Linked DNA regions of Mus musculus: region 2 is linked to region 1. The links are chromatin loops, found by intact Hi-C in ENCODE. Cell type or tissue: gastrocnemius. All regions are shown on one strand. Links, peaks and the distances in the headings refer to the core of each region. The heading gives the core; the rest is flanking DNA. Region 1 holds the start of Gm46036 (a long non-coding RNA gene). Region 2 holds the start of Vdac3 (voltage-dependent anion channel 3).

Region 1 (16,145 bases), core at 5,511-8,010:
TGATGTTCCATCTTTCTGCGATCACCAGAGACTAGCTAGCTAATGTCTAGTAGTCCGCAGGAGCTTTCAGAAGGCTACAGTGGGATCCATAGAAATAAGAAGGGACCATCAGTGGGTGGGTGCGTGGGGGGCAAGAGAGAAAGGAAGAGCTCAATGGTAGGAAATGTCGAGGGAGGCTTAAATTGGGAGGTGGGAGCTTAATATGGAAAAGTGCTATGTTAAGCATGGCTCCAGGGGACAGATGTGACAGGAGCATTGAGGGAACGAAGAAAGACACACGACATACAGGAAATCTAGGGTTAAGTGGCCTGGGCTCTTGGCTGGGGAACCTTCAGCACTCCAGAGCTCAGTCTGTTTATTACAGAGTTTCACAGAGAGGGGTTATACACACAGATACACGAGGCAGGGTTTATGGTGTAGATCTGGACCAAGGAGACAGGTTTAGCTTATCTTGGTAGAAGCAGCCTCTGTAGGAGAGTCTCTGAAGGAGCTGTCTTCAGGCCACACATACCTAGTGGGGAGAAAGCTATGGTGGACGATTCCTACATACACTACCAACTGCCAACATCGGTACCAGAGGAAGGTGTTGCTGTTCCTCCATCTGTCTGAGGCTGTGGGGTCCTTGTCAAAACCATGCAAGTATCAGCAGCACACTCGCTCACTCACTCACTCACTCACTCACTCACTCACTCACTCCGGGTTTCCTCTGCTCCCTACAGAAGACAGAGCGAGGAGGGAAAGCGATCAGTAAGGCTGTCTGAAAAAGTCACCAGGAATCATGCTATTATTTACTTGCAATTACACACAATAGTTATAGTGTGTGTGTGTGTGTACTATATTATCTGAGTCAGGGTTTGTATTACTGCAACAGAACACCATGACCAAAAAGTGAGTTGGGGAGTTGGGGAGGAAAGGGTTTATTTGGCTTATGCTTCCAAATCCATGGTCCCTCATTGGAGGAGGTCAGGATAGGAATTCCTGGAGGCAGGAGCTGATGCAGAGGCCATGGAGGGATGCTGCTTACTGGCTTGCTCCCCGTGGCTTGTCTAGCCTGCTTTCTTATAGAGCCCAGGATCACCAGCCGGGGGATGGCACCACCCACAATGTGCTGGGCCCTCTCCACATTGATTACCAGGGGAGAAAAAGCATTTTCTCAACTGAGGCTCCTTCCTCTTTGATGACTCTGACTTGTGTCAAGTTGACACGTAAAACCATCCAGTACATACATATAACACACCTTATAACTATGCACAAATATAGTTTAAATACAATTTTAAATCTGGGCGGGCAATGCTTCACGACAAGAGCCATACACTACTCCCAGGCATGAGAAGCCCCCTTTCCAGTTGTTGGAAAGGGCTGTACACCAGGTTCCTAAAATATACGGCCTATTGCTGTTTCCCGTGCCTGACTCCCAGAGGTTGAAGAAAATAAACCCTTATTGCTATAGGTACCATGCACTTTGGACACAGGATCCACAGGATCTGAGCAGGATCTGACCCAAAGCCTTCTCCCCAAGTACTGGCTTTCATGGTACTAGAGGGTACCATGTAAGCTTTCGAGCAACCCATAGTCCCATGGAGCTATTATGCCTATGAACTATAGCAGTGTCCTGCATGGCACTATGTACATACGGATGCAACAAGTAACAGTCACGCCTTTGTGGTAACAGCTTTGTAAGATCAACCCAACAAGAGGGTACTAAGCCTGGTACTGGACACCTAGCTAACAAATCAAGGGCTAGTGAGGTCATGGGTCTTAAAGGAAAACATATATTTTATACAAAGGCTCATAGACTTTAATGTTTGATGCCCAGCTGCTGGAACAGTGTTGGGAGGATTAGGAGGATGTGTGTCACTGGGATTGGGCTTTGAGGTTTCAAAAGCAGAAAGGGTAGAAAGATTCTAAGAGGTAGGACGACAGGAAGTTTGCTGTGTGTCTAAGTTTGACCAGTTACTGTATCACATGTAAATGTACCAAATGTGAAACTGTGTCTCCTTGGGGTGTCTGAGAGGATACAACCGTAAGTTTCATCAACATGGCTGCTTAAATGTGATCTGAGCAAGGTTGACACCAATAGACTAACACAGAAGGGCAAAATCAATTGTATGGGGTCCTGATCTGAGACAGCTGCAGTGACTATGGAATGATTATAGAGGGAGGAACAACCTCCCAGGGGGAGAGCTCCCAGATGGTTTGTCCCTTTTATTTATCCATGGGTGTTTCTGGTTGTGTGAATGTATGCCACGTGTGTTCAAAACACTCAGAGTCCAGAAGAGGATGTTGGATCCCCTGGCGTTGGAGTTACAGGCAGTCATCTACCACTCAACAAAGGCTAGGGTTGACAAGGACTGGGAATCTAGTCCCTGGGGAGAGCAAGAAGTGATCTTAAACTGCTGAGCCATCGTTTCTGTTCCCATAAGTAAAATAGTATAATGAACTCAAGAGAAGTCAAGATAGAACAAAAGACACAAGATGGACGAATCGGAATAAAACAAAATACAAATATACCAAGTATAAGTCTAACCTTTACCCGTTACTATATTGCATGTAAATGTACTAAAAATATTTCCAGTGAAAACAGGATAAAGTTTTAAACAACGAGACTTCGCTGACTTTTGAACTGACTTGGAATGCATAAAACATGATTACCAAGAATAGCTGAAAATCAGGGACTTCTGGAGCAAGTTATTGAAGGTGTGCAGAACAACTCGGGGCAGGGGGTGGGGGGCACTGGATGACTCATTAGGACTGTGTGCCACCCTCGGAAGGGCAGAATGGAATATTGCTGGCCAAAGGCTAATACCTTGTCTTGAGCTAGCTTTGGCTGGGGACAGCCATTCCTTGCCTAGAGCATCCTGTGACTAACAGGTCAAAATCTTTTGAAATCTTAACTTGGTAGAATGCATCCATTAACCTAAAAGCTAAGAAGGTCGGTCATCAGATGGCATCTGAGGCCTATTGAAGCTTCTCCCATCTTGCTCTAACTGCTTCTCTCAAGGACCCATCAACGTATTTCAGACCTGCCTTCATTTATGACTTTCTTTGTTCTGTAACACTATAAAACTTCGTCAAACTGCCTCCATGTTGGAACATGGAATTTGGGGTAACCTGAGTCTGTGTTTCCAGGCTGTGGTCACTCAGAATAGCTCCAGAATAAACTAACTCTTATTCAAGATGAGAGCTGTGCTCTTTTTATTGACAATTGTGGAGCCACAAAATGGACCTCAGAGATCCATCCAGTTTTCACTGGGTGAGTCACCTGAGTGGCAGCCAGGTACCTGCATGGACCCACTGAGTCCAGGCCACCTGTTACTTCCATAGGTGGATTGCAGGGGAGTTCTTTTCTAGGCTCTGGACCTCCCCCTGTATGGTTGCTGGTCCATTTGTTTATTCTGAGATGTCTAATTAAGGATCCTAACTTGATAGCTACCTATTTGGTCTGCTTTCAAGTATTTCATTTTAGGCATCTGTTTTGTTTGCTTTGAAAGAATTTTAAGCTCTAGACATTTAGTTCGGGTTCTGTTTGATTTCAGATCTCAAAAGGCAATTTAGTTTATGCTTTTCGAAACTTTGAAGGCATTTTGGTTTCTGTTTGTCTTTGAAATATTTTGACTTATTATCATTTGGCCTTTGTTCCCTGACACCCCCCTTCAAATGCCTAATTCTGCAGTTCCCCCGATGCTTCTCTTGTGACACTGATGAGCCCAGAGCTTAGGAATTTTATGAGCACTTGATCATAAAAGACTCCAATGGACACCTGTTCCCTCCCACCCAAAAATTATCAGGGGAACAGCCCACCACATGCACTGGACTCGGGCATGATAGAGAACCCCACAAACACCCCCCACACCCGGGTTAGAATGGACTTTACTGGCTCTCCTGAGGAGACATGTAAGGGACTGACTGGTCACCTGGAGTCTTAAGCACACTTACATTCTGATAAACAAGCAAGGATAACCCTGAGGCCCAGTGGGAGAGGGTGGTGATTTTAGGCTCAGAGCTGGGAAAGCCAATCCCTAAAGTATCACTCAGAACCAACCCAAAACATATTTTCCCCTGGCTAGCACAGACAAGCAATATTGCAGGAATACATATATTCTACACACACACACACACACACACACACACACACACACACACACACACACACAACTTGGGGAAAAGGTTTCCAAAGAGGAGGGGATGTTCGGAGATATGCTACTGTCAATGCAAGGCCACAGCTCTCAACCTAATGTAAGAGTTAATTCTGGAGCCATTCTGAGTGATTATGGTCTAGAAATACAGTTTTGGGTTACCCCAAATTTCTAGTTCCAACATGGAAGCAGTTTGGTGAAGTTTTATAGAACAAAGAATGTCATAAATCAAGGAAAGTCTTAAATACATTGATGGGTGTATCACAGAGGCAGTGGCAGCAAGATTGGGAAAAACTTTCTATAGGTCTGAGTTGCTATCTGGTGACATCCTCAGCTTTTGTGCTAATGGAAGCTAGCAGCCCTGTTAACAAATTACAAAAGGGTTTTACCTACTATTAGAAGGATATTAGCTCTGATACAGAGGTAGGCTGGGGATGGCTGTCCCAGAGCTCCGGCTAGCTCCGGCTAGCTCTGGCTTAGGTACTTATTAGCCTCTAGCACTGTAACATTCCCGTCTCTCCAGTGTTCTGCACTTCACTCAATCAGTCTCTGCAGGCACAGCTTCTTTCCAGTTCTCAGTCACAATTTTCTGCTCACCCAGGATCACATTGTGTGAGTGGACTGCATGTTGTTTATTAAATATTATAAGGTCTTTCCTAGCTAGGAAGGCTCAGTCGTAAGATCTGATATAGACGGGGAACGGTTGCAGTTTTCAGGACAGATGGCTGGCTGGTAAAGCCATTAAGGAGCCCCAGACCATATCAAAACTATTAGCCATCATGATCCAGATATGAGTTATTTTTCTTGTACCCTCTTTATCTGCATATGCCACGTGGCAGTGCTACTAATCTAAACTTAAGTCATCAAGGACACGGTGTGGCCTGATGGATCCAAGGCAGATGATGGACACATGTGGCTAAAATACCAAAAATTTGCATAATTTAAAATTAGATTGACTATGTTTCCCCTCACATTTATAGTTCTTTGTACTCTATGAGCTATCTCACTTATATTTAAATTCTTGAAAAATGAACTTTGGAAGGAGACACTGTAGTACTATGTCTCCATTTTTAACTAGTAAAATCCAAATATGGTTCAATTAATTTTTAAATCCTGGTTAGCTGTTTTATAGGACATTTTAAATACTTGAAGCATTAGTACTTAAGGTATAAAACACCAAAAATGTAATTAGAGATTGATGCTTTTGGTATAATTTTTGGACAGAAAGGATTGACATAAATCTTTGGGTATCTCTAGCTAGAGTAGATAGAGTTCAGAGTTAATTGAAAAAACACTAGAGGTGGGTTGTTTTTTTTTTTTTTTTGGAACACACATATATATATGTACACAACATACATAATATACAAGGTAAGGTAGAAATATTAAATATCACAATTTTAAGATCTAAGTGCAAACCTTTTCTTTTTAGATAGTCAGTCATCCATTATATTAACTATACCAAACAATTCTTTTTGGAGTGTTATACCTACTTAGAATATTCCTACTAAATTAAATAGTGATTGTGAAAGTTGCTTTAATGGACAAATGTTTAAATCTGTTCATCCAGTTTGGTCTATGAGATAAACAAGTAGCATATCTTGTAAAGCATTTTTAACGTTGACACTAAAATTAGAATCACAGAGTCTTCACTGAAGGATAAAGAAAACCAGGTGGTTTCGTCAACTAAGAAGGAAAAGAGGCACCACATCAAAGCCTCCATTCTGATGAAAAGATCAGGACTGCAGTCAGGTACTCCCAGCTCACTCTCAGGATGGGAAACCCAAGGCTGCCAACGTGCTCACCTCTTCTGGGAGCACATTCAGGAGGACTTGAAGGTGCTGGATGATGCTTGTCTAACTGACTGACACCTGAGTGCCCCCAGTAACTGCACATTGCTTTCACCTTTGGTTTCTTAAATACTCCTGTCATTAGATTTTTAAAATTGTCTGTGATATTTAACATTCTACCTGGTGAATTTCTAAGTGATAAAATAATACTGTTAGTTTCAATCAAGTTATAATAAGGAAATTATGTCCTGGGTCACAGTCACTTAGAATGGACCCAGAATAAACTCTTTTATTCCCTTTAAGATGAGGACTGTAGCTTTTTTGATTGACAGAGGAAATAATCTTCAGCTGTCTGAATTGTCTCAAAGATCAACAAACAACACCCCCCCCCCCCAACTCCAGAGTTACACTAAATTCTGCCATTTCGGACAGCAGGTGGACTTGCAAAACTGATTTTTTTTGCTGCAAAACTTATAAAGATCTCTGAGTATGCCCTTTAGTAATGTATATCTAAAACAAACAAACAAACAAGCAAACAGGTGCGTGCGTGCATGCGTGTGTCCATTCTTGGAGGCCTGTGGATGATACTATGTGTCTTTGCCGTAACATTGTCTACCATATTCCCTTGAGATGGGGAGTCCACTGAGTCTTGATCTTGGTCATCCTCCTGTCTTCAAATTTCTCTTCCACTAGTAATGGAATACAATTTGGGGTTTGTAGAGAAGTGGTTTTGGGTGATCCAATAAACCTCTCCACAACTGCTTGTTATCAACATCAGTATAGGGCACTGCAGGCCCTTTGCGTGAGTTTCCCAGGCTAGTATTAATATGGAATAGTTTCAACAGTCTAGTGTGCATAGTCGTCTGGGCAAGAATTAGGGTGGAGGAGGGCTACTCAGATCTGAAAGCAGGGAATGAGGTTTGGAGACAGGACATGAGGTGAGGTGTAAACTTATTTCTCAGACGCTTACAAATGCTTATTCACTATAAGCGCTGTTTTGAGCCCTTGGCATCATGTTGGTTAGATGCTGGGATGCCAAATGGCACTGTCGAAGAACATTAACCTGGGAATATACTAAAAGCATTACGACTACACCTGAACTGTAAAGTGAATAAAGCACAAAACCAACAAAGTAATATCAAAGTTATGGCAGCGACTAGCAGGTGTTTTTTTCCTTTTTGGTAAAGCTATGATAAAATGAGGTGGCGGGGGGTTAACAGTCTAGGAAGGGGACATAAACCAAGTGCAAGGGTAGCAGCAATACAAGTCTCAAGCTGTTGAGCTTTAACGTCTTTCCAGGGAAGGGGTATGTGTGTGTGGGACTCAATCTCAAGAGTTTCTAGTGGACCAAAGACAAAGAAACAGGTAGCCAGTAGCGGAGAGGCTTGCCCTAGCCAAGAGTCTCTGCGGTTCAGCCATCAAACTGCACAGGGTAGGAAAAGAAGAGAAAGACCCAGGTTCCACAAGCAACCGTGCCATAATAGCTGTGTGACCTTGTCCAAGTCCTAGAAACCGAGCTCGGTGGGTGGTGTTTCTTATAAACATGTTTCCAAGGTTTAGTGACTTGCGGGCAGGGGGGTCAGTCAAGTGCCCTAGGTGGGCATCTTGTTGGCTGACAAGGAGTGTCCAACTTCGTGCCCTCTCCCCTTTCTAGCCAGACTATTCTTTGAACCACGGGGGGATGAGCAGCTGGAGTGCAGAGTGAGCAGAAAGGCGAAGGCAAAAGAAGGAACTCCTGCCACCCGCGTTCCCCCGCCCAGCCACGGAGCTCCCGAAGCCACTGTGTGTGTGTGTGTGTGTGTGTGTCCCCGACCCTGCAAGGCAGCCGCGGGTGCACGCCCCCGGGCGCTAACAAGGGCCTGGGAACCCGGGCGGACGCCGCGCGCCGGGAGCTCCGAGCTTCCTAGCTCCGAGGTTTCGGCGTCGCGCCGAAGCCGCCCCACCCAAGCGCCCGCCCGCCCGCCCGCCCGCCCGCCCGCCCGCTCCAAGTTTCCCGGGCTGTATAATCCGGGTGCACCTTCCGCCTGTGGCCTCGCCATTCTGCCCGATCGCTGCGCGTGAGAAAGGAGGAGGGGACGCCCCCAGCTGTTGGCCTCCAGCCCGGCCAACTCCCGCTTCCACCCGGGCTTCGGCCTTTTGTACCCGCCCCACGTGACCCGCCCAGCGGCTCCCTCCACCCCGCCCCCCGTGGCCCCGCCCTCCGGCCCTTCCCGGCGACGAGCCGGCTCTTCCAGCTACCGGCCGCCCCCCTCCCGCGCTCCTCCGCTCCCTCCCTCCCGCCCGCCCGCGCAGGCTGTTCCCGCTCCCTCCCCAGGCAGCCGTTCCCTCGCGACGCTCCCCTCCCCCCGCGGCTGTTCCGCCGCTTGGCCTCCCCTCCCCCCAGTCGGAGCTCACTGTCTCCAAGATGGCGGCCGTGTCAGTTTGGGGCATCTCCGCGGTCCGGCCCGGGCCCCCGGGATCCCGGCTGTCTTCCCCCCAGGTAAGGAGCCGAGGGGCCGCCCCCGGTCGCTCCCAGCTGCCGAGCCCGAGGCTAGGCCGCCCCGGAGTCTGCTTCGGCGCCTCGCGGGGACGGCGGGCCGCTTGCAGGCCCCGCCGCGGCCTGCGCCGCCTCCCCGCTGCTCTGCGCCAGGCCTCGGGCTGGGCGCCGCGGCCGCCCCCTCGCGTCCGACTCCGCGGCCCGGCCCGCGCCCGCCCTCCGGGCTCGCGCCGACGGGCCCGCCGCCGCCGCCGCCCTAGCTCCGCCGGCGGCCCACTCCGGGAGCCGGGGCTCCCTGGCGCCGAGCAGCCAGGCCGCGGAGCCTGGGGCTGCTGTGCGGGCTCGCCCGCTCTCCCTCGGGGGCGCGCCCGCCGTCCGTCCGCCCGCCCGCCCGCCGCTCCCGCCGCTCCCGGCGCCGGGCGGGCGCGCACTCCGGGCTGTGCGGAGTGCGCGGAGATCCGAGCGGGGTTGAGCGGTGCAGGGTGACAGCCTGGTGGGTGCAGTGGTCTGGAGCAGGCAGCACGTGTGGTGTTGTGTCTGTCGGACTGTCAGCCCCTAGCCGGGACGGGTGGCGGCGGGCTTGCCTGTCAAGAGCTCCGCGACTTTGGGCCGGACCTGCCCTACCTGTCAGGCTCCGTCACAGCCGGTGTCCCCCTTGCTGCTCTTCTGAGCCGACCCCTTGGAGCGAAGAGCTCGGAGGAGCTGGGGCTAGAGCTTACTATGCTCCTAACTCCACGTGATTTCATTGTTAACTTACTCTCCGGGCTGTGTTTCCATAGAATGGGACCGGCGAAGCGGTCCGCTGGCAAACTGCGGGGCTCTGCCGCTTCAAGTTTTTTTTAAAGTTCCTTGGGCTTTAAATCGAGGGCGCGCGCAGATGTGTTTTGGGTTGGGAGAGAGAGCGGGAAGGGCTTTGCGAGCCCGGCTGGTCTTTCTTTCTAGCTCGCGAGTGTACTTTCTGAGAGTTAGGGTTCAGATCTTCAGAGCGTTGGTTTGTGCAGACTCGCAGATTGGGGAAACTTCCGGCCGGAAAGACAATGTGTGACTGTCATTCATTCTTTTTCACCTGAAAACTCAGCCACATAGGGTGTTCCCACCTTCTTAGGTCTTAGTCCTGGTTACTTTAAAGTTAGTGTCTATATCAGAAACATCCCTTGGGTAATAATTCTGATGTTTGTCCTCGTAAAACCTCCACTAATATGAAGCACCCCTCCTGGGGAGGGGGGTACTTCTTTTAGTTAGCTAATTTTGAAATACATTTTGGCCCCGGGTGCTAATGCTTTTTTTCTTACTAGTACTATTTCATTCCTCATGTATTAGTCTCCCGTTTGCCTGCACACTGTTGGGAATAGTTGCTGAAGGGGTGCCCCCGCCCCTTTTTTGCTGTGTTTATATTGTACACGTGCTCCAAAACATGAGAAGTTCAAAGTTACACTTAGTTTTGGAGGAACAAGTTCAGAGGTAGTAGTATATTTGTTTTTGTTTTATTGACTAATGTACATTCTGAGATAGCAATCTCAAATTTACATTTTTATCAGATCATAGGCAGTTACTTGTTTTCTGTATTGTACGATTTTACATGTATCTGCATTTGATCCAAATGATTCTAGGCCTTTCTTATTTCTAGTTTATCTGTAGATTATGTTTGACAGTTGTCATTTCCTTCAGTGTATGGGTATTGGTGAAAGTTTGAATGAAATTCCTTACACACTTTGACACTAAGCTGTTTTCGTTTGCATTACTCTCCGTATTGTGGTGTGTGAAGCAGGTTTATTTTCTTTCGTGTAGGAACTGATCAGATTGCTGTTAGTGGTTTCTGCAGAGCTTACTGTCTGTTTCCTATCCACTGGAATTTTGAAAGCTGATCCACTTTTGCTTTTGTTGCAGGATTCTTCCTACTAATCCAGATACTTGTTGAAGTGCTGAATAGTTTCTTGGGGACAATGTGGAGGACGAGTTGACCCCCTAGACTGGTGAGCACAGATTGCGGAGGACTAACTAGCACTCCTCCGGTTAGTTACGGCTGAGGTCGTTTGTAGACATCTTTAGTTCCTCATTTTACTTTAACTACTCAGCTTCTTCTCCTTCTGTTTTTATTCCCGTGGTTTCCAGTTGACTGTATTGATAGTGCTGTATTTAAGCTCTTGAGAGTGTTGTTAAACACACTGCTTTAAGACGCGACTAGGAGGTTTCATTTGATAACTTATTCACAGAGCAGGCCTTGATAGAAAACTGACATTATTTTAATTTCTTCTCAGGCTTAAGATACTCACTTTCTGCTTGAAGCCGGGAATGAGATGTGTGGAACCCAGGAGTGTGTGTGGAGTAGACACCAATGCGTTGTGATAGTGAGGATTTTGAAGATACGACAGAAAAACCAGGCGTTTTGATTTCTGAGGTAAAAGTAGGCTGTAAATCTATTTTGTGAAAGGAGGGAAGACTCAGGCCAGAAATCTTGTATGCTATGGTTAACTGGTTCCCATCCTCCGAGAATCCTGTTTTCCATGGTGTAAGACTTACTCAGCATCAGGATAAGGGATAACGACTCTATGGATATACAGAATCCTTCACCATGGTAAAACTCGCTAACCCGCTGTACACGGAGTGGATTTTGGAGGCCATCAAAAAAGTCAAGAAGCAGAAACAGCGACCTTCAGAGGAAAGGATCTGCAATGCCGTGTCCTCATCCCATGGGCTGGACCGCAGGACTGTGCTAGAGCAGCTGGAGCTGAGCGTCAAAGACGGGACGATTTTAAAGGTCTCAAACAAAGGTCTCAATTCCTACAAAGATCCTGATAATCCTGGGCGAATAGCACTTCCTAAACCTCGGAACCATGGAAAATTGGATACTAAGCAAAGTGTGGATTGGAATAAATTACTCAAGCGGGCATTTGAGGGCTTGGCAGAGACTGGTGGCTCAACTTTGAAAAGTATCGAACGTTTTTTGAAAAGCCAGAAGGATGTATCTGCTGCCTGTGGAGGTAGTGCTGCCCCTGGGTTTCACCAGCAGCTACGATTGGCCATCAAGCGTGCTGTTGGTCATGGCCGACTCCTCAAAGATGGACCCCTCTACCGCCTCAACACTAAGGCAGCCAGTGCTGAAGGGAAAGAGGGCTGTGAGTCGCTCTCGTGTTTACCTCCCGTGTCACTGCTTCCACACGAGAAAGACAAGGTAAGGAACGTTAGCACCAGTGTTCACAGGGCAGTAGCATAGGAGTCACGTTCACGGTCCTGGGAAGTTATGTACACAGTCAAAGCTTGGGGGCTTTTGGGAGCTCTAGCTGTGAAAACTGAATAGGTTTTAATAGTTGTAGTACTTTAAAGTCTTTGAAGCTTTCTGTTCAGAGTATAGAGTGTTGACAACTACAAGAACGCATTTAGCTTAGCATGCAAACTTTAGATTGAAGGTTCTATAGTACCTTACTGTTGCAACTTGATGAACTTAGAAATGCTGGAGACTTGACTCTGAAAGAAGTGACTTACTCTACGGAGTTTTTCTTTTTTTTTTTCTGTTTTGTTTTAGTCTATCATTACACAGGAATGAGGCAGATTCTTGTGATCCATAGTAGGGGCTAGCAAATCAGTCATTCCCAATTCTGTGTTTTAAACAGCTTCCTATCATGTGTTATATTTTGATTTGTATCTTTTTGTTTTTTATTTTTTATTTTTTTGAGACACAGGGTCTTGCTTTAAAAAAGTCCAGGCTGGCCTAAAACCTTACTATCATCTTCTTGCCTCTGCCTCTGAGCGAGGAGCGCTGGAATTACAGGTGTGTGCCACCACACCTCGTGTGCCTTTGAATAGAAGGGAATCCTAAATGTTATTTGTGACAGCAGTAGTTCTATGGGTTAGGAATACAGTATCCTGTATTATAAAAAGTTCTGGGTTGTTTTGTACATAGACATGTCCCTTGCTCTGTTTTGTGTATTGTCATTTTACGAACTTGAAGGCATAGCAGCAGTACATCTCAGCCTTTAGGAGAATCCTGGGGGATGGAGTATTTTGTGTGTGACTGTTCTTTCACATCAATAGAATGCTGTTAATTTCTTGTATACCTAGTGTATATATCATAGAAGGTACTTCTGGGCAAAGACTTTTGGTATTTGTTTAACTTTTTTTGATACCATAATATAATTACATTTCTCCCTTCCCTTTACTCCCTCCAGACCCTCCCATATATCCCTTCCCAATCTCCTTCAAATTCATGACTTATTTTTTTCACCAATTGTTATTGCATGCATAAATACATATGTACATATTATATTGCATAATATACATGTATATCCCTAAAGATAACCTATCCAGTCCTTAAGTGTTACTTGTGTGTATGTTTTCAGGGCTGACCATTTGGCTGTTGGACAGCTGATTGGTATGCTCTTCCCTGAGGAAGGCCACCTCTCTGATTCCTAATTTTCTTCATTTGCCTATAGTTCTTTGTGTAGGCTAGAGGCCTTGTGGACTTTTCTCTGTCTAGTTGGCATATACATTGGTGCTATCCTTGTTCAGTTTTGTAAATGTATTCATTGGGACTAGAGTCCACAACTCTGCATTTTGATTGGCTATGGCTTTATGTAGTGATCTCCGGTTGTTGCAAAGATGAGGGGTGAAGATTATACTTAACCTGTGGTATAAGGACAAATGTTAATAGACTGTTGTTAGGGATTTAGTAAATTAGTAGTTACAGTTTCTTCTCCAGTAACCATGACTTCACTAGCACTGAGTAGTTAGGTTTCTAGTACCAGACATGGGATGGATCCCTCTTGATGAGCAGATGTCAAGTCCAAAGGAGCTGTTGGTTACCATCAAGGCATGTGTGCTACTGCTGCCCCCTGAAGCTTATGTCGTGGCAGTCCTTGATGGGGTTCCTCGGCATCAGAGAAAGAAGACTGTTGGGTGCCCCCCTCCTTTGGAAGCTTACACATTTCCTTCTGATACCATGAAAGCCAGTCCTCAGGGAAGGGGCATTCAGGGCAGGTCCAGCTCGGGGTCCTCTGGGTTCTGTTTCTGAAGTCCATGGTCTCTTTAGGAGTAGGCACTTACCTTCTGCCTCTGGGAAGCAACAAGGGAAACAGCAGTGTGCTGTGTGTTTTGGGAGTCAAAAGAGAGAGGGTCTCTTTTCTGGAATTGAGGTTTTCATTGGGTGGTCTGATAGGTTATTAGAGGGGATACTATCAGTCCATGTGAGATGTGTGTTTATACACAGAATTGTATGTATTATAAGGTGGTTTTTGTGTGTGTGTGTGTGTGTGTGTGTGTGTGTGTGTGTGTGTGTGTGTATAGTTAATAGTATGATTCTCTGTGGCTTCTGCAGATATCCTTAGCCACCTTATTTTACCCACCTTGCTCTTCCTCCTGTGTACACTTTTCTCCCTCATCCCTAAAGAGCACAGCTCCTTTCCATTTTCCCTGTCAGATCACTTGTATCCTGCTATCCCTCTGCTCCTCACATCTTGTGCATTTACCTCCTTGCTCTCCATAAGGAGTTCCCTGTATTTTACACTCTCTCTCTCTCTCTCTCTCTCTCTCTCTCTCTCTCTCTCTCTCTCTCTCTCTCTCTCTCTCTCTCTGTCGACTCTGTGTGTGTGTGTGACCAATGAGGCCAGAAGAGGCTGTTAGATCCTTCAGAGCTAGTGTAATATAGATGGTTGTGGGCTGCATGAAGTGGGTGCTGGGAACTGAACTTGGGTCCTGTGGAAGAACTCTTAATAGCTGAGTCATCTCGTCATCCTTCCTTGTATTTATTAGCATCCCATTAAACTACATTTTTTTTGTTGTTGTTGTTTAGAAACAATTAGAAAGTAACAATACTTTTGCTTTCTTGTGGGAGAGTGTTGAAACCTAGCGTTTACAGGTGGCCCAGATTGGGCTCAGCTGTGTAGAAATCCTCCTGCCTCGTCTCCCAATACTGGCATTAGAGGCATGTACCACCGTGCCTGGCAGTGGTATAATTCACTGGTGAAATATTTAGTTTTTTTGTAATAATTTTTAAAAATTATAGTTACACAAATTTCCCCCTTCCCTTTTCTCCTTTAAAAAACTCCCATGCACTTCCCTTAGTCTCTCAAATTTATGCCCTCTTTTCTTTACTTGTTACGTATACATACACATATATGTATATATGTATTCTTAAATGCATAAATACAACCTGCTCAGTCTTTATAATGCTACTGTATGTATATGGTCTCAGCTTGGTATTGGAGAACCAGTTAGGGGACTATTCCTGTAGAAGACCGTTTCTCCCTGTCTAGTATTCTTTAGTTGTCTGCAGTTTTTTGTTTAGGGTTGAGGCCCCTCAAGCTCCCCCGACTGTGTTAGCATGTCCATTGGTGTTTTCATAGTTCAGGTCTTATTTAAACAGACATGTTGATAAGACTTCATGGGTGTAGTCTCTGATGTTTCTAGGAGACTCGGGTTCACAGAAAGCTTCCTGTTCCCTTGGCTCTTAAAATCTTTCCTCTGGTTCTCTGCAACCATCCCTGAATCTTAGGTGCAGGGTGTATGATGCAGGGCTGCTGGTTGGGACTGGCCTTTACAACTCTGAATTTTGATCAGTTGTGGTTTTCTGCACTAGTTTCTGTTGCAAATAGAAGTTTCTTTGATGAGGAGTGAGAAGAATACTTACTATGGGTCTGAGGAGAAATATTTAGGCTATAATTAGGGATTATGCTGGTATAGTAAAGTGATGGTTGTAAGTTTCTCTTCCAAGATCCATGACTTCACTGGCCCTAGGTGTTGGCGAGGTTTCCACTCCCAGGAATTATTTCTCGCTTGTTGAGCTGGTCTTAAGTGTACCTAGAGAGCTGTTGGTTACTGTCCGGTGTGCATCCTACCGCACCCTTAGGGTTACTGTGCCATGCTGGCCATTGTGGTGGGACATAGGTGCTCTAGCTGGTAGGACTGTTGGTTGTTTCCTTCCTCTGGAGGTGCCTTCTGATAAGAAGGCTAGTCTTCAGGAAGGAGGCCGCTAGTCTGATCCAGCTCAGATCCTCTGGGTGCGGTGTCTGAGGATCACGGCTTCTTTAGCATAGGATGCACTTCCACCTCTGAGAGGCAAGCAGAGACATCAGGAAAGAGTTCTCTGTCTGGACAGCTCTGGATCAACAACAAATCAGGGCTTCTCACGTCTGATGTTAGAATTGTTGTCTAAAGCTCAAGGGAGTATTGTCAGCCCATCTGGGAGGATTTCATTTAAATTGTATATGCATATGTATATACATACTTAGATATTCTTATGTAATTTTAGCTTGCTAGATAATAATATGCTTATGACTTTTCAGGCAGTCCTTACTTTTATTTTAGCCCCTCCCTCTTTCCTTCATATTTACTTCCCTCCTTAATTAGTGTCTCACCGACATTCGTTTCCCCCAATCTGATCACTTACTCATACCTTGCTATTCCTCTCTCTGTTGCTCTTCCCTGCCTATTGTCCATTTATAATTAATTTCCTGGTTTCCACATTTACGCCAGGTTATACTCACATCTGAAAACTTGCAAGTAGGAAGCACAAATAGAGTTATTATGTGAGGTTTGTCTTTCTAGGTCTGGATTACCTCCCTCAATATGATCTTATCCATTTGCCAAGGGGCCAGTATAGTGAGTGCATTTTAATTTAAAAAGGGACTTATTTTAATATTTGTCTCTGTGTTTGTGCATACACCTGATAAGGCCAGAAGAGGGCATTGGAGTTAGAGGCTGATGTGAGCAGCCTGATGTGGCCCTGGAACCATTCCAGTCCTCTGGAAGTAG
Region 2 (16,145 bases), core at 8,625-11,124, 260 kb before region 1:
AAGTAGAAAATTCCTGATAAACAAGAAAAAAAAATTATTTTAAAATGACTTCACCAAACAGAAACCAACTCTATCCTTCAACAACATACCTTCTGCTTCCTTTCTGTCTCTAACCAGGTTTAGAATATTCCATTACTCTTCCCTTCTTATTGATATTTATTATTCCACATATTCTTTTTTTAATAAGCATATTAAATTTTTAACTTTAAGAGAAAAATATCTCATGGAAATAAATGCCTTTATTAAAAAGGTAAAAATACTGAATCTTGAGAGTCTCACTTTCATGGCCTACGATGACTATCAAGTCTCTAAAATACTTGTCAAACAGTACATTTAGAAGTGATTAAAAACCTAAACACTAGCTTCAACATTCTTTTCATAGTCAACAGTGTAGTACTCTGTAACCAGGGGTAGGAGTGTGGGGGTGGGGTGGAGGTGAGGTGGGATGGCCTGAGGGGTAGAGGTGGGGTGTGCTAGGGATGGAACCTAAGGTCCTGCCCACAGCTCTATCACCGAGCTATATCATCAGTCTATTGCTTTAGTTATGATTGATTTAGTTTTATTTTATGTGTCTATATGAATGTCTGTATATATGTATGTATACTATGTGTATGCCTGGTGCCCATCAAGACCAGAAAGTGAATTGGACCCAGGCAGGTGTAAACTGTATGTGGTGCTAGGAACCAAACCTGGGTCCTCTGTGAGTACAGCAAATGCTTTCAACTGCTGAGCCATCTCTCCAGCCCCAAATGCTGTTTTTAAAAATGTATTTTTATGGGCATGTGAAGTAGCTTAATGGTAAAGTGCTAGCCTAGTGTGCTCAAGGACCTGGGTTCCATCCCAGAACTAGAAAAGAAAAAACACTGTGAAAATATACACTCAACATAAACGCGATCCTTTTCAATTACATACTGACATAGCACTCAAGTATATTTAGAGTGTTGTCAAGCATGAATGCTTCAACCACAAAACTATCTGTAAAACTTTCACCATAAACATTTTCAAACGACACCTATTTTCACAATAAAACAGAATTTTTAATTGCCTTTTTCCTCCTCCTCCATCAGGCCTACCCTCTAAAGTATCAGATAACCGCTCTGAATGCTGTAAGTGTAGCTTCCTCCCAACTTCAGTGTCCCTTCCATCATGTGACAATTAGCAGTTGGGAAAAGACCTTCTTTCTAGGGGACACAAACAGTCAATACCTGTCACTGACAATCTGTGACTGCCCAGAAGGAAATGTCTGCCTGACCCTGTTTTCAAGGAGCATTTCTGAAATCTGGCCAGCAGCGATGGAAGGGTACCCTTCCTAAGCAGCTCTGTTTCACTGAGGGCAACAGGAATCCTCCCTTTAGCCCTAACCTAGTTCTGCACAGATGAAACTGTGGCAGACTATGTACGACCTGTAACACTACACAAAAAGCTTCCAAAATAAAAACCATGCTGTCCACTTAGGGCAAGGCATTAAGAAAAACGATACAGCATAAGCCACGTTTAATGGCTCAGGTCAATTCCTTAATGTGAAAACTGTTTGCTTTTAATAATAAGTCTAATTGTCTAATATTATAGTTTTTATATTTGCTTTCCAATAATGGCAAATACAGTAAATGTAACTACTTTGGTGTTATTCTATGTCTTTCCTCTGTCTCTTTAAAGTCGGACGCTCTTATCAAGAATCTAAAGCACCAGACACACAAATTCAAAGAGAAGGCTACCACTGTTCTAAGCTGAAGTGCAGACATTGCCTCAGTTTGGGTCTAATTTGACAATTAAGTAAAGTAAGTATAAAATACATTTACAACATGAAAATGGCATCTTCAGCTATGTGTTTAATGTTTGTAAGCAACACAGACAAAGATCACTGTAAAACATAAAAAATGTACAACAAAAGACAAAGTTAATCCTAGGTTAATAGAGACAAAAGCAGCCCCGGAACAAGCACACAGGCAGGCTTTTTCCTCACCATCTGAATGCACACCGGCACCACAGCAGCATGAAAGGAAGAGAGAAAGGTACAGTTGACTTTTCCAACACTACTGTAACTTGTGAAAATTCTAAAATGTGTACAGTTTTCCTATTTCAACAGAACCATATATACGTTAGCCTCCTTGGAACGGCAGGCCACACACATAAATTCACTTCTGATAGACAAAGAGACAAACCACAGCTGTGCAGAGTAAAATGCAAAGTATCACACAAAACGCACACACCTTTTATCTTCTAATTAAATACTATATTCACAAATAAAACTATATGGGTCTGAATAAAGATGTGGCCTGTAAATCAGAGACTACAGTAAATTAAAAGTTTCCCTGTGTGAGAGTCAGTGCTGAAGGGCTTGTCTAGCATGCACAAGGCCCTGGGTAGCCAGCACCAAAAAAAAAAAAAAAAAAAAAAAAAAAAAAAAAAAAAACGGGGAAAAGAAGGAGGAAGAGGAAGAAGTTAGCCTATTAGGCCTAGTGACACAGGCCTATCATCCAATTACTTAGAGGGCTGAGGCAGGAGCATAGCAGGTTCAAGCCTATCTGGGATACAGGGTAGGTTCAAAGAAAACACTGGCACCTTAGTAAGACCTTGTGTCAGATTAAAAAGGAAAAATAGGGCTGGGGGCTAGGGTGCAGTTCACTGGTGGAGTGCCTGCCCTGCATGCATAAGGCCCTAGGGTCAATACGGAACCAGAAGACAAAGTTAATCTACTTGCTGAGGTTTACTGAATGTCTGCCTAATGATGCTTTGAAAAATATGTCGGGGCTGGTGAGATGGCTCAGTGGGTAAGAGCACCCGACTGCTCTTCCAAAGGTCCAGAGTTCAAATCCCAGCAACCACATGGTGGCTCACAACCATCCACAACAAGATCTGATTTCCTCTTCTGGAGTGTCTGAAGACAGCTACAGTGTACTTACATATTAATAAATTATCTTTAAAAAAAAAAAAAAAAAAAAAAAAAGAAAAATATGTCAACATCTTAACTTCCAGTAAAAAAGATTGGAAGAGAATCAGTTAAAAAGCATAAAACTGAGCTTGGTGGTAGTGTAAACATTTAATCCCAGCACTCAAGAGGCAGAGGCAGATCTCTGTGAGTTCAAGGCCAGACTGGTCTACAGAGCAAATTCCAGGACAGCCAGGGATACATAGAGAAACCCTGTCTCCAATCATCATCATCATCTTCTTAAAAAGCAACAAAAAACCCACATAAAAACAAGGTCTTCTGAAGGACTAGGGTTTGATTCCCAGCAATCACAAGGTGACTCACAACTGAAACTCCAGTTCCAAGTGGTCTGACAGCCTTTTTTGGTTTTCTTGGGCACCAAGCACACACACACCAGGTTCAGACATACATCTAGGCAAAATGCCCATACACATAAATAAATTAGTTCACTTTTAGAAATATAAAATAATCTTGTATATATGTGTGTATATATACATATATAAATTATATTTCTATATTTTGTATAAATCAATAGTGAAAAAGATATTAAAATTAATTTATTTTTATAAAACTTGTATAGACCATTATAATGAAAGTAAAGGTTTCAGTACTCATACACATTCATGAAAGTTTATATATATGTGACAGGAGTCAAAAATATACATCCTGTATCATCTAACAGTGAGATGCCTGGTACTCTTATGAAGACAAGGAATCCAGCTGCCAAATTCAGCCTAACCGTCTCCTGGCTTTACAGCCCAGTGAGCCCGAGAAGGGCACTGCTATAGGGCAGGCAGCGGTGTCAAGAGCATGCTGGTTTATACAACAGGAGACAATTATTTTAAACCACGTCCCGTAAGTTAACATGCCTTAACCATTAGAAATATATTAGGTACTCACCACTCCACTACAAGACTTGGTTTTCAGATCTATCTTGACCATGCCAAACCCTAGAAACATTCAAAAACAAAGTAATATGTACAAAATGTAACTTTTGCTCCAGTTTTTTCAACTTAAAAACTATGCAAGTAATACATTACACATCCCATATGGAAAACACATGGTATTCTCATCAGACAAGAAGTTGAAAAGAAATTGAATTATGACAAAAGTTTAATGCTAAATGCCCTAAAAATGAATAAACTCACACCTCTAAAGTGTAAAAAAAGACAGAAAGAAAAAAAATGCACTATTCTAAAATCTAAAATGACTCGCATATCTATGTGTTGTGTGTGTGTATATATATATATATATATATATATATATATATATATATATATGTACTTGCACGTGTATATGTACATTTGTGTATGTATATGTGTATACAAGGTAAAAATATAATGAACATTAGTAGTAAGAAAAAAGTATACAGCACAGAAAAATCAAAAATTTAATATTTTAAAACCTAGAACATTTTCTAATTGTAATAAAGATAACATATTGTTACCAAAGAAATAAAAAGATGACATTTCTACTGTCATTAAAAATCAGTATATTAAAAAGCATTGTACAGGCTGGGAATGGTATCACACACCTTTAATCCCAGTACTCAGAAGGCAGAGGCAAGTGGATCTCTGTGTATTACAGGCCAGCCTGGTCTACAGAGCAAGTTCAGGTCAGCCAGGGCTACATAGTGAGACCCTGTCTCAAGAAAAAATAAAGAAAAACAAAAAACAAAAAACAAAACATTATACAGAGAGGGGATAAGCACTTTAATCATAACCAGAACTAGTAAAATGAGGCATAAATATTATATGTGGATGCTACTTCATATTACATATATTAGATATGCCTATATATGTGTGTTATGTATAACAACTGCTCTCTTAATGTTGCAAAGGAGCCTAAGGAATGAGAGGTAAGAGGCTAGTAACAGCCCTTAATGCCTGTGATGTACATTAATGGTCACTTTCCCTTACTTTACTAACAGAACATATCTTGCACATTTCACCAACTGAGCTATTCCCCAGCCTACAAAGCAAACATTTTAAGGATCTGTAAAAGCATGCAGCTGAATCCTCAGAATTCACCACAAACCCTGACTGGACATAAAATTTACCATTGTGTACTTACCATACCCTTTGTTAAAGACATCCTTGGCAGCCTTTCCTAGGTCGCAATAAGTTGGTGTGTTACACATAGCTTGAAAATGAAAACAAAGATTAACCATTTAGCATGTTCACTCCTAACTCTTCCACTCTTTCATCCCGAGATTTTTTTTTTCCTTTGCACCGCTAACACTATACCTTAATGCAATCAAAATTCAAAGATGGAGTTGTCCTAAAACTAGAAAATAAGAGTTTACTCTTGAGATCCAGAGTTTATCATTTTTATTGCACTTCAAAGGCAAGCATCTCACAGGTTTTGTTACACTGAGTTTTCTTTTTCACTGTGTGTGTGTGACAGGTACACACTTGTGCAGGCACACATGCATGTGTCTTATTCCTCGGGTGCCCTTTACATTTTTTTGAAACAGGGTCCGAGAGCTCCAAGGTATGGGATTCCCGTTCACACTACTATGCTTGGCCTTTTCAAATGGGTTTTGAAGGTCAAACTCAGATCCTCGGATTGTGTACTTTAGCAACTGAGCTATTCCCTGGACCACAAAAGAAACATTTTATGGAACTGTGAAAACATGCAATTAAGTCCTCAGGGTTGAGGTGTGAGAATCTAGCTTCAATCCCAATACCACACCCCACAGGAAAAAAGTACCCCGGTGTGTGCCTATAATCTCTGCACAGCTACTGAAGCACAACGTAACAAACTCAAGGCCAGTCTAGGCAACTTAGGGAAACTCTCCAAAAGGGAGGTTGTGGGGACTGGGAGGAGGGAGGGTTAAAGGCCTTCAGGGCTTTAATATTTTGCTACTCTGAAATTCAGTCCCTAAAATAAGACCTGATGGTTCAAGCCTGCAATCCTAGCTAAAGAGGCTGATGCAAGAGGACCTCAGAATGAGCCCATGCCTGGGCAACTTAATGAGACTGATCCAAAGGCAAGAATAACAGATTAAAGAGAACTGAGAACACTGGTAGTAGTAGAACCTTTGCCTAGCACACAGAGGCCCCAGGCTCAATCCCCATACCACAGCCACACCAGAAAAGCTTCACTGGGACTGGAGAGAGTTCAATAGTGAAGAGCGCTGGCTGTTCTTCTGTGAGACCCCGACTTAAAGCGTTTCTCCCTGAAAGGTAAAGCCCCTAAACGTTCCCCCAAGCTTGTTTTCCCTGATCTCTAAAAATACAGCCAGAAAGAAGCTCTTTGTTCTCTATAGCCAGCAAAAAGCCTTTTTGTTTCTATACCTTACAACCAGAGATGTGATAATTGTAAAAAGACCTAACCAGGCGCTTGTCTGGCTTCCTGTGCCAAGGACACGGAGATAAACTTTACAAAGAAGAGCTAGAACTCACTCCCCACTCCTCATGCCTTGTAATTTTACCAAGGACACCCACCAAAAAAGAGCTGTAGCCAACTCTTCCCAACTCCTCTCAATTCCTCACTTTTTCCTTTAAAATCCCCCTAGAGTTACCGCTCGGGGTCAAACTCCCCTGTCCTGCACGGCGAAAGGAGTTCAGCTAGCTGACAATAAAGCCTCTTGCAGTTTTGCAACAGGTGTGGTTTTCTCTTGAGTTATTGGGGTGCCGGCCAGCTCATCCTGGGAATTGAGCGGAGGTCTCCCCAGTTTCAGGGATCTTACACTTCCAAAGGGTGTCAACATGGCCTCTCACATCATCTTTAACTCTAGTTCCAAGCGCTATAATGACCTTTTCTGGTCTCTATAGGCACCACACACATGGCACATAGACATGCATTTGGGCATAACGCCCATACACACAAAATTACAAAAAATTAAAAAGAAATAAAATGTAAGAGCTTTGAAGCTGGGTGTGGTGGTGGTACATGCCTTTACTCTCAGCACTCAGGAGGCAGAGAAGGGCAGCGTGAGGCCAGCCTTGTCTACATAGAGAGTTCCAGACCAATCAGAACAACTTAGCCAGACCCTGTCTCAAAATTTAAAATAAAATAAAAGGCTTCAAGAGACTGAACCAGGTGTCTCAACAGACTACAGTAGAAGGATATCAAATCCATGATCAGTCTGGGTTCCAAGATCCTATCTCAAAACACAAATGAAGAAACAAACAACCTACGAAAGCTGAAGTGGTGGCTGAGCAATTAAGAGCACGTGTCAGGCAGCCCATAACCACCTGTAACTCCAACTCTAGGGGATTTGACACACTCAGCAAGGATCTGCACACAGCTGACATACATACAAACACACAATATAATAAATAAAGATTTTTAAAACCTACTAAATGAAATATACTATTCAAGAATAATCTTTCTTTTCTTCCCATGTTTTCTTTTCTTTTCTTCCCATGTTATACTTTTACTACTAGCCAGAAATGGAATAGAATCTATCTGCAATAACCTGCTTACCAAAAATAGGTGTGAACTTTGAAATTAAAACCTTTGAAAACCAAGGTGCTTTCTATCTTTCCTACTCATTATTTACCCAATTTCTGTAGAAAGCCAGTATGCTGAATTCTCGGTGAACACAGATCCCTGCAGCAATTTCTATTGTCTTCCTGTTAAAGACTCAAAAGCCAAGTCTAAGCAATCACTCAACTACCTCAAATAATTCCATTAGTGGGATTTTATGACACCAGAAAATTCCAAAGTACCAGTCAGCTTCCAGGCACTCCCACCTGGGGGCCACATGCAGCCAAGGATACCTATGAATGTGACTCTATCTACAAAAAAGTAAACAGGAGATTTGAGGCTAGTGAGGTGGAATTAAGGCACTAACTGCCAAGACTCAGGACCTGAGTTCTGTCCCTCAGACACACTGGGTGGAAGGAGAGAACCAACTCCCACAAGTTGTCCTCTGACACAGCCAGTGGCATGCAGGCATCTAAACACATCAAACTAACTCTCTAATTTGGGGCTAAGATAGCTCAACGAGGTACAAATCACCAAACCTAACAACCTGATTCTGATGCCAGAACACATGGTTGGTTGAACCAACTCCCCTAAGTCATCCTCTGACCGGCACACAGGGGCAGAAGAAGCAAAAGCGTGCACAAGCGCAAGTGTGCAACACACATGAAATATATACATGAATAAAGACAAACAAAACACAGGGTGGATATGGGGAAACGTGACTTCAACCCCAGCACTCAGAGGCAGAGGCAGACACAATTTGTACATCTGAAGCAAGCTAGAGGTGCTACATAATGAGACTCTGAATAAAAATAAAAATTAAAAAAAAAAGCCTGACTGCGTGACCTTAATAGATGACAAAGTTGTTGACCATGAACTTTGTAGATGAAGTTGTGTCAGATCAACAGGTTGAACACATCTTCCAGTTACGATCACTATGCCTGAACTATGGACACTTTGCAAATCATTTAAATAACTACCCTGTATATTTATACTCAGTCAGTCCAACTCTTAATCCAATTCCTGCTAGGCTTTTGCCTATAAATAAACAGGGCCTTGGTTTATAGCCCAGGCTCACCTCAAACTTACTGTGTAGCAAGGTTGACCTCTCTCAACATATGATAGTCCTTAGCTTCCGGGGAGCTAGGATTATAGCTGTGTGCCACCATATTCAGCAAGACTTATGTCCTAACTGGAAAGTCATTGAAAATTTGTACCTGTCACATGCACACACTATGATATAAAGTTAAGAGGAAAGAGCATACAAAAAAAACATATATAAAGTCGGGGCAAAGGAGATGGCTCAATTGGCAAAGTGTCTGTCACACAAGCATGAGGAACTGCATATGAGGACCCACACAGCACTGGGGTAGGGAAAGTGCGGAGACAGGAAGACTTCTCAGTTCAGTGAGGAGACCTATACCCAACATCAACCACTGGACTCCACATGCATACGGATGTGCACACAAACGTGTACATACACCACATAAACAAGTTCACACACACACCCAAAATTTATAGAGAAATGGGGATGGCGTATGGGTAAAGCACTTATCTTACATAGAAGAGGATCTATAATTGATGCCACGGGTTTTATCCAAGGCATCAATCAAAAGGAAAAGTTAAGGAGTCAAGGCAAATGAGTGGTATTGATGTTCTACATCAATCTATAATAAAATTCTGCTCTATGTTACAGAGTTTGGAGTCCACTAGCAGGGTAATTTTACAGTCCCGGTAGTAATGTAAATCTTTTGCCATCATTCTAGGAGGGAGGAAACACAGGTCTTACGTATTCAGACAGAAACGTTTATACAGTTTTAGGTTTTCATACTGATCAGGGAGAAAATAAACCAAGGTGGTCGAAATGTCTAAGTGCTATTTACAAGCTGCGTTTAGCGTTTTTGATCCACTGTTTCTCAAAAATCATCACTTTGCAAAAGTCAAGTGGATAACTGAAGTCGTTCATGCCCAAACTGTCCCTTACTCGGACCCATGATTCTAATGGGAAATGCACTGCTGGTATGATCAAGCAAAAAAATCGAGAAAACCCGGACTCCATGTTACTCGAGAGTCAAGCTACAACCTCACAATCATCTTAGCGCTACAAGACAGCTATGCACCATGCCCTGAGGCTGCATTAGAGCCTGAGAGGACGACAAAAGGCACTAACTAGAGGAGACAGCTTCTCTTTTGTTCCTTGTTTCTGCTTTTTAAGATGCATGAAGAGCATCCACCCTTCGGCCGTCGGGAGTGCAAGACACGCCTGACAAGTGCTGGACACACCAGACAGCGGGGTGAGGACAGGGTCGGGTGTAGGTTTGGGGTTCCGGGACTCGTCCTCTCTAGAAACCGCCCGCCTTCCAGCCTGGCCCCGGGCAGACCGCCAGTGCGCACGCCGGGTGCGGCGGAAGGTCGCGGCCGGCCCAGGGCGGCGACTCCCGCCCTCAGGCGACCAACAGGGTCCGGGCAGCGGAGTCTCCCCTGCCTCGCCTCGCCCTAGGTCGGCGCCCCTCAGCTCCTCCTCCGTGGCCTCGGCCGGCTCCTCAGGCCCGCCGGCCATCCGCCCACCCGGCCCGCGGCAGCGGTCGCCTCACCTACAACCCGAGGGTGGGCCCGTCCCGCTCCACCAAGGCAACGCTGAAGGTCTTCTCGAACCAACGCCGTCTGCGCCTGCGCGACCTCGCTCCCCCGCCGCGCCTGTGCGCCTGCGCGCCCGTCGTCCCCCAGCGCGAGTGCGCGCGGCGCGGCGCCGCGCCTCAGACCAGACGTGCAAGGGGCCCCGCGGCGGGCGCCTAGGCCAACTGTCCGGCTGCGCGTGCGCGGGCGAGTGCGCGGGCGCAGTGGGGGCCCTGCTGGCGGGTGACCGGCGCGGGGTGGTGTGGAAATGGCCGAAAGGCCTTTGAGGACCTTTGCTGGGCCGGGAGGCGCGGCTCTCGCGAGAATGTGCCAAAGCCGTAGCTACTGTCCCCTGAAGGGGCGCGGGCGGGCAGGGCGCCAGCAGAGACCCAGGGCGGGCTCTGCGGACGCGAGCTGCCAGCCAGAGTGTCGCTCCCAGACCCTGCCACCCTCTCTATGGTGGATGACTTGCAGGTCTTTATGGGAACTTCGTCCCAGGTCAACTGTAATTTTAAAATGTGAGTCTTCTCAGTTGGAACGATGAGAGAAAACCCAGGCCCTAGAGGTTAGGCGACTGCGGGCTTCTAGAGCATGCAAGTTAATTCAAGAGAGAGAGAGGATGGAGAGAGAGCTCTTCTTAGAAGAGAAATCAATGTCGCAGGAATTGTGCAAGGAACACACCACTGCTTTAGAGCCACCTTAGTGACAACCGATTCCCCAGCAAACGGTTAAGGAGATCCCGATGGTTCCCAGGACTCACTCACTCCGCGGATTATTTACTGAAGAGGAAAGGACCTTCACAGCCAGAAAATCGCCTTCACCAAGTGACTAAAGCTAACTTCAGGTGCCCTGTCATTCACAGAAAGGGACACAAGTCGATATTCTTATATTCTTGGTTGTGAACCTAGCCTTTAACGGCTGAGCCATCTCTCCAGCCCACGAGTCAGTATTCTTAACAAAGCATGTAATTTGTCTATGGGCGAGAAAGCAAATCCAAATTAAGGGACGTTCTGCGAAGCAACTGCTCAATCTTCAATGTCATGAAAGATGAAGAAAAGGGTTTAAGAACAAAAAGATGTAATGCTAAAGTGTTTTTGTGAGTCTCAGTTGGACTGTGGATAAAACAAAAGGGCTATTGAACACAACCAAGCAACTGAGGAGATTTGAGTAAACTACACTAGTACACTAGTACTAGAGCAACGTAGAATCTGAGGGTACTGTGCCTTGGTTATGTACAAATGGCCTTTTTGGAAATATTTGTTGATGTTTCTACCGCTAACTCTTTTTATTGAAAATAATTTTTCATACACTATATCCCGGTCATGTTTCCCCACCCCCAGCTCCTCCCAGATTCCCCCAACCACCTGACTCCATGCCTTCTTTATTTCTCTCTTTAGAATACAAATAGTCAAACAAACCAGAACTTAAAAAAAGAAAAATAATAAAGAGGAAGTACGAGGAGAGTAGACACATAAACACAGAGTCCATAACATACACACAAAACACAAGTAAAACAAAACAAAAGGCCCAAAGTCAGAATCATTGAGTTCATTTTGTGTTGTCCCTCTATGGCTGGGCATGGAGACTCCATTGAAGAAAACCATTTTGTTTTCTTTGCAAGTGGATGCCAATTAGAGATAGTTTCCTGTTACGGATGGAAGCTTGTGTCCACTTGGAAGCACCACCTGACTTGACCCTGTAGTTCAGTAGTTTCTCTACCATCACTTACACAACTCAGCCCTGTTGTGTCTAGAAGACACTGTTTCCTTGGTATCATCCCCCAACCCCTCTGGTTCTTACAATCTTTCCACTTCTCTTCCAGTTGCCTGAGCCCTGAGGGGAGAAATTTGATGGAGACATCCCATTTAGGACTGAGTGTTCCCAGGTCTCTCACCCTCTGAACATTGTCCAGTTGTGAGTCTCTGTGTTAGTTCCCATCCACTGCAGGGGGAAGCTTCTCTGATGATGACTGAAAGAGGCACTGATCCATGAGTTGTTGCAGGATATTTGCTCACATTTAGAACCCCAGGACTGTGCACTGGAAAACCCTTATTCTGGTGTGGCTCAACCATAGCACACCCAGAGCTTTCTGTAAACACAAGCTAAATAAAGTCACCGGCAGGTCAAGAGGTAGAGCAAGCAACCGACTGAGAGAAAGTGAGCAAAAGGACGGTCTTTGAGTTAAGTAGTATTTAAGACAGCATAGAAAAGGAGAAAGCTTTTTTCTTCCAGGATGTCAGAGGAGTAGGAAAGTCAGCTGCTTTCTCTGCTTCTCTGAGCTAGTGGGCTTTCACCAGAGCTTTCTGGCTTCTAAGTCTTCATGTGGTAAATTGAACGTTTGGGATTTTGTTTTAAAAACAACGGATATAGCAGAATATTGTTAGGACTCATTTTATACCTAAATTCCTTTTTTTAGAACAGTAGAGTTTGGTTTTTCTCCTAGATCCATGGCCTATCTAGTCTCAGGTTCTTGGCCACCAAAGCAGTGTGAGGCATGTCAGACTCATGAGGTAGGTTTTAAATCCAATCAGACAGTGGTTGGTTACTCCCACAACTTTTGTGTAGGCATACATTTTCTTTGCAACCTACTTTTAATAAGGGTTCAACCTCTCCTCTGGCCTGCCACCCAGCAGAGGTAATGGAAGAGAAAAGATATTAGGATATGGGAGAAGTGGACCTGTTCAGCATTAATTCTTTGGGGGCAGGCTTGATCTTTCTCAGCAGTTCAGTCCTCTAGCAAACATCAAATATGACTCAGCCGCTGCAGACCAGCCCTCTAGGCAGGCAGATAACACACATGGACTAGCAACTACAGTCCAGTCCTTTTGCAGGCAGACATCAAGTACAAACCAGCAACTGTAATTCAATCCTGAAGAAACCGCGAGACTCTCCAACCAGCCCAAGACAAAGCTGCTGAAATGGCAAATTGCCAAAGGAACTTCACGAGCACTCCTTGGACAAATTTCTCTCTATGGCAGCGTTGCCACAATTTGAGCTCAACACAATATAAGACAAACCAATACATGTGTGTTGTTAGTAAAGAACAGCGAGGCGGAGCAAATCAAACCAATGCTCAGTGCCTGTCTCCCACTGTGGGGTCATATTTATACTCCTTCATCAAGCATCCTTCCACGTGTTTGCTGTATCAGAACATCCTTTTGTTGTGCCCAGATTGTAAAAACCCCAAAGAGACCACCAGGAATCACAACCCGATGTTGTCACATGAGGGTCTTGATTCAAGCTCCAGCTTGGGCCACCAACCTTCCTGATGGAACAGGAAGGAGAGTGAACCCCCAGGTCTAAGCGAAGGGGGTTTATAAAGGAAAAAAACAGGTTTTCCAAGCCTTGGCCTTCACTCCATGAGAGGGTAAAGGAATGCCATCCTTCAAACCTGATAGCGTTTGTTCAGAGAGCGGAGCAGAGCCGCGCAGCTGGAGAGGGACCTTTCTGAGCAGGGAAAAGTAACTTAGTGTGCTGTCAGAAGCTGGTGTATGGTTACAAAGTGGTCAGATCTGCCTGGGAACACCTCATTGTCTCTCTCCCATAGTCCAAGAAGTGGGCCTTTATCATTTCAAGGATATTGGCTTCTGCTTCCTTCAAGGGCAGGAGCCATCTGCACCCAGAGGAATGTTGGTTGTTAATCAAAAGGAGATGTGAGTTACATGGAGATTAGGTTATGCTGCTTTTCATCTGTTCCCAAGGCTGGCATTTGCCCCCCACACACACCGGGGGTGGGGGGAGTCGTCAGAGGGAGGGAGTGCTAACTGCTCTGGCTCTGCGAAGGGTCGGGAAAGTATAGGATTTGATGCAGGTTTCCTGTGTCTCTTCACTTTCATCTGTGTCTGCTTCACTAATGCATCCTTTCACCTGTGTGCCCCAGCCAAACATCATTTAACATAACTAACTTCCCAAGGAATCTAGAAGGTTCCACTTCACTTTTGCACCACGATTGCACCAGCACATCTTGTAGATATGTCACCTTTATAGGTGACAGGGTTCGTAACAGGGTTGGTGGTTACCTTTCTCCTCGGGTAGCAAGCAGGGTACTTTCCAGTACCATGAAAACCAGTCATAGGGATGAAGGGTCTAGTCCAGCACCATCTTGACTGCGTGTTTAATGAGATAACGTATGCTTTGTCTTCAGTAATAGGCCCTTAATCTCAGTTTGCAGAGACAACCAATATCCTGAGTTCTCTGATGGCTTCCATGGGGGTCCCTTTGTCCAACAGTTCAATTAGCTATAACCTATTCCTGGCACTAGAGGTTCCACTTGAAGGTAAGAGATGCCTAGTTGGGCTTTGTCTCCTCAGTATTTTTGGTGATCCATCTAGATTTCTTTCATATGTGTGTATATTTTAAGAGCTTCTACTCCAGTATGTTTCCCTGTTTTCCCTGCTCCTTCTCAGCTAAATACCCTTTTTATCTGTCTCTAACTATATAGTCTATTTCCCCTTTCCTGGAGATCTCCCCCCCCCTCCCCACTTGTGTCTTATTCTGTGCCTAATCTCAGTGGTTATATTGATAGTAGCAGACCTACTGAAGGTTTAAAAGCTAACATCCACATGTAAGAGAATACAGAGAGTATTTATCTTTATGGGTGTGGGTTTCCTCACTCGGGATGATTTTTTTTTTCTTGCTCTATCCATTTACCTGCAAGTTTAATAGTTCCATTTTTAATAACAATAATATCCCATTGCATAAATGTTTCAAGTTTTCATTATCTTTTGATGGAAATCCAGGCCATTTCCAATTTCTGGATATTATGAGTAGAGCAGCAATGAATGTGGAGGGGTAAATGTCTCTATCGTCTGATGTAGAGTCCTTTGGGTATATGGCTAAGCATGGTATAGCTGGATCTTGAGGTAGATCTATCCCCAACATCCTGAAGAACTCCCACACTGATTTCTGTAGTGGCTGCAAGTTTGCACTCCCAGCAGCAATGGAGGAGTGTTCCCCTTTCCTTGGACCCTGGCCAGCAGGAGCTGTCATTTGTTTCATTGATCTTCATGCTTCTGAGTGGTATAAGATAAAATCTCAAGGTCGTTTTGATTTACATCTCCCTGACGACTAAGGATGCTGGAGATTTTTAAGTATTTCTCATCTGTTTGTGTTTCATCTTTTAAGATCTCCTTGTTTAGTCTTGTGCCCCATTTTGGGGGTACCCAATTGGGTTATTTTTTATTTTGGATATTAGCACTCCATAGGATATTTAGTTGGTAAAATAAATCATTTCCCATTCTGTAGTTTCCTTCTTTGTCTGAATGAGGCCCTAGTGGTTTAAATGAAAATGCCACCCCCCCCACCCCCCCCCCCCCCCGCAAGGCTCATAGGTAGTGGCACTATTTGAAAGGATTAGGACACTGACTGTGTGGCCTTACTGGAGGAAGTGTGCCACTGGGGGTGGACCTTGAGGTTTCAACATGTTCAATCCAGGCCCAGGATATCTCTTCCTGCTGGTCCAGATGTAGAACTCTCAGCTCCTTCTGTAACACTATGTCTGCCTGTGCCCTACCATGCTTCCCACCATGACAATAATGGACTAAACCTCTGAACCTATAAGCCAGCCCCAGTCAAATGTTTTCTTTTATAAGACTTGCTGTGGTCATGGTCTTTCCAGTAATAGGACACTAACAGTCTGGTGTCCTTTGCCATGCAGAAGTTTTTCAGTTATAGTGCCTGTGCTATTGGTGCTCTGTTCAAAAAGTCATCTACCGTGTCAAGGAATTCAAGACTAGTCACCACTTTCTCTTCTGTCAGATTCACTGTATTCAGCCTAATGTTGACGTCCATGATGCATTTAAGTGTGCAGTTTTGTGCAGGGTGATAAATATGGAAATATTTGCATTTTTCTACATGCAGTCATCCAGTTTGACCAGCATCATTTGTTGAAGATGCTGCTTTTTTACCAGTGTGTATTTTTGGCTTCTTTGAAAAAAACCAGGTATTCATGTGTATGTGGCCTTCTGCCAGGGTCTATATTCTATCCCCCTGGCCAGTCGATGCTGACACCATGCTATTTTTGTTACTGTAGCTGCTTGGTAGTGAAACTGCAGCCTGGGGATGATGAGTCTCTAGTTCTCTAATTATTCAGAATTTTTGCTTCTAGATTCATTGAGGAACTGGTTTTTAGGTTTTCTTTTCTTTCTTTCTTTCTCTAGGTAGC

What was found. Peaks named below come from ENCODE experiments on the same cell type or tissue, not always from the same donor. Only the 100,000 strongest peaks of a DNase experiment are listed, where the experiment ranks them.
Region 2: a loop joins it to region 1, with 2.0 times the contacts of the local background. A loop is called at or near these places in 2 of 42 quality-filtered maps.

What each region holds. Positions count from the first base shown.
Region 1 is chr8:22,851,231-22,867,375 of GRCm38, forward strand. It overlaps Gm46036 (a long non-coding RNA gene), which reads right to left and starts at 9,209. Exons shown (of 3, transcript XR_001778526.2): 1 at 9,024-9,209. Kat6a (K(lysine) acetyltransferase 6A) reads left to right here and starts at 8,316. Exons shown (of 18, transcript NM_001081149.2): 1 at 8,316-8,402; 2 at 10,287-10,372; 3 at 10,658-11,571. The coding sequence starts at 10,972. In gastrocnemius, for the core only: no CTCF peak of the experiment used is centred there; a DNase peak (open chromatin) is centred at 6,967; H3K4me3 peaks cover 933 bases; H3K27ac peaks cover 839 bases.
Region 2 is chr8:22,583,724-22,599,868 of GRCm38, forward strand. It overlaps Vdac3 (voltage-dependent anion channel 3), which reads right to left and starts at 10,090. Exons shown (of 9, transcript NM_011696.2): 1 at 9,961-10,090; 2 at 5,003-5,071; 3 at 3,830-3,879; 4 at 1-13. The coding sequence starts at 5,069. Gm30086 (a long non-coding RNA gene) reads left to right here and starts at 12,598. Exons shown (of 5, transcript XR_870239.2): 1 at 12,598-13,635; 2 at 14,147-14,258. In gastrocnemius, for the core only: no CTCF peak of the experiment used is centred there; DNase peaks (open chromatin) are centred at 9,786, 10,135, 10,217 and 10,696; H3K4me3 peaks cover 2,500 bases; H3K27ac peaks cover 2,500 bases.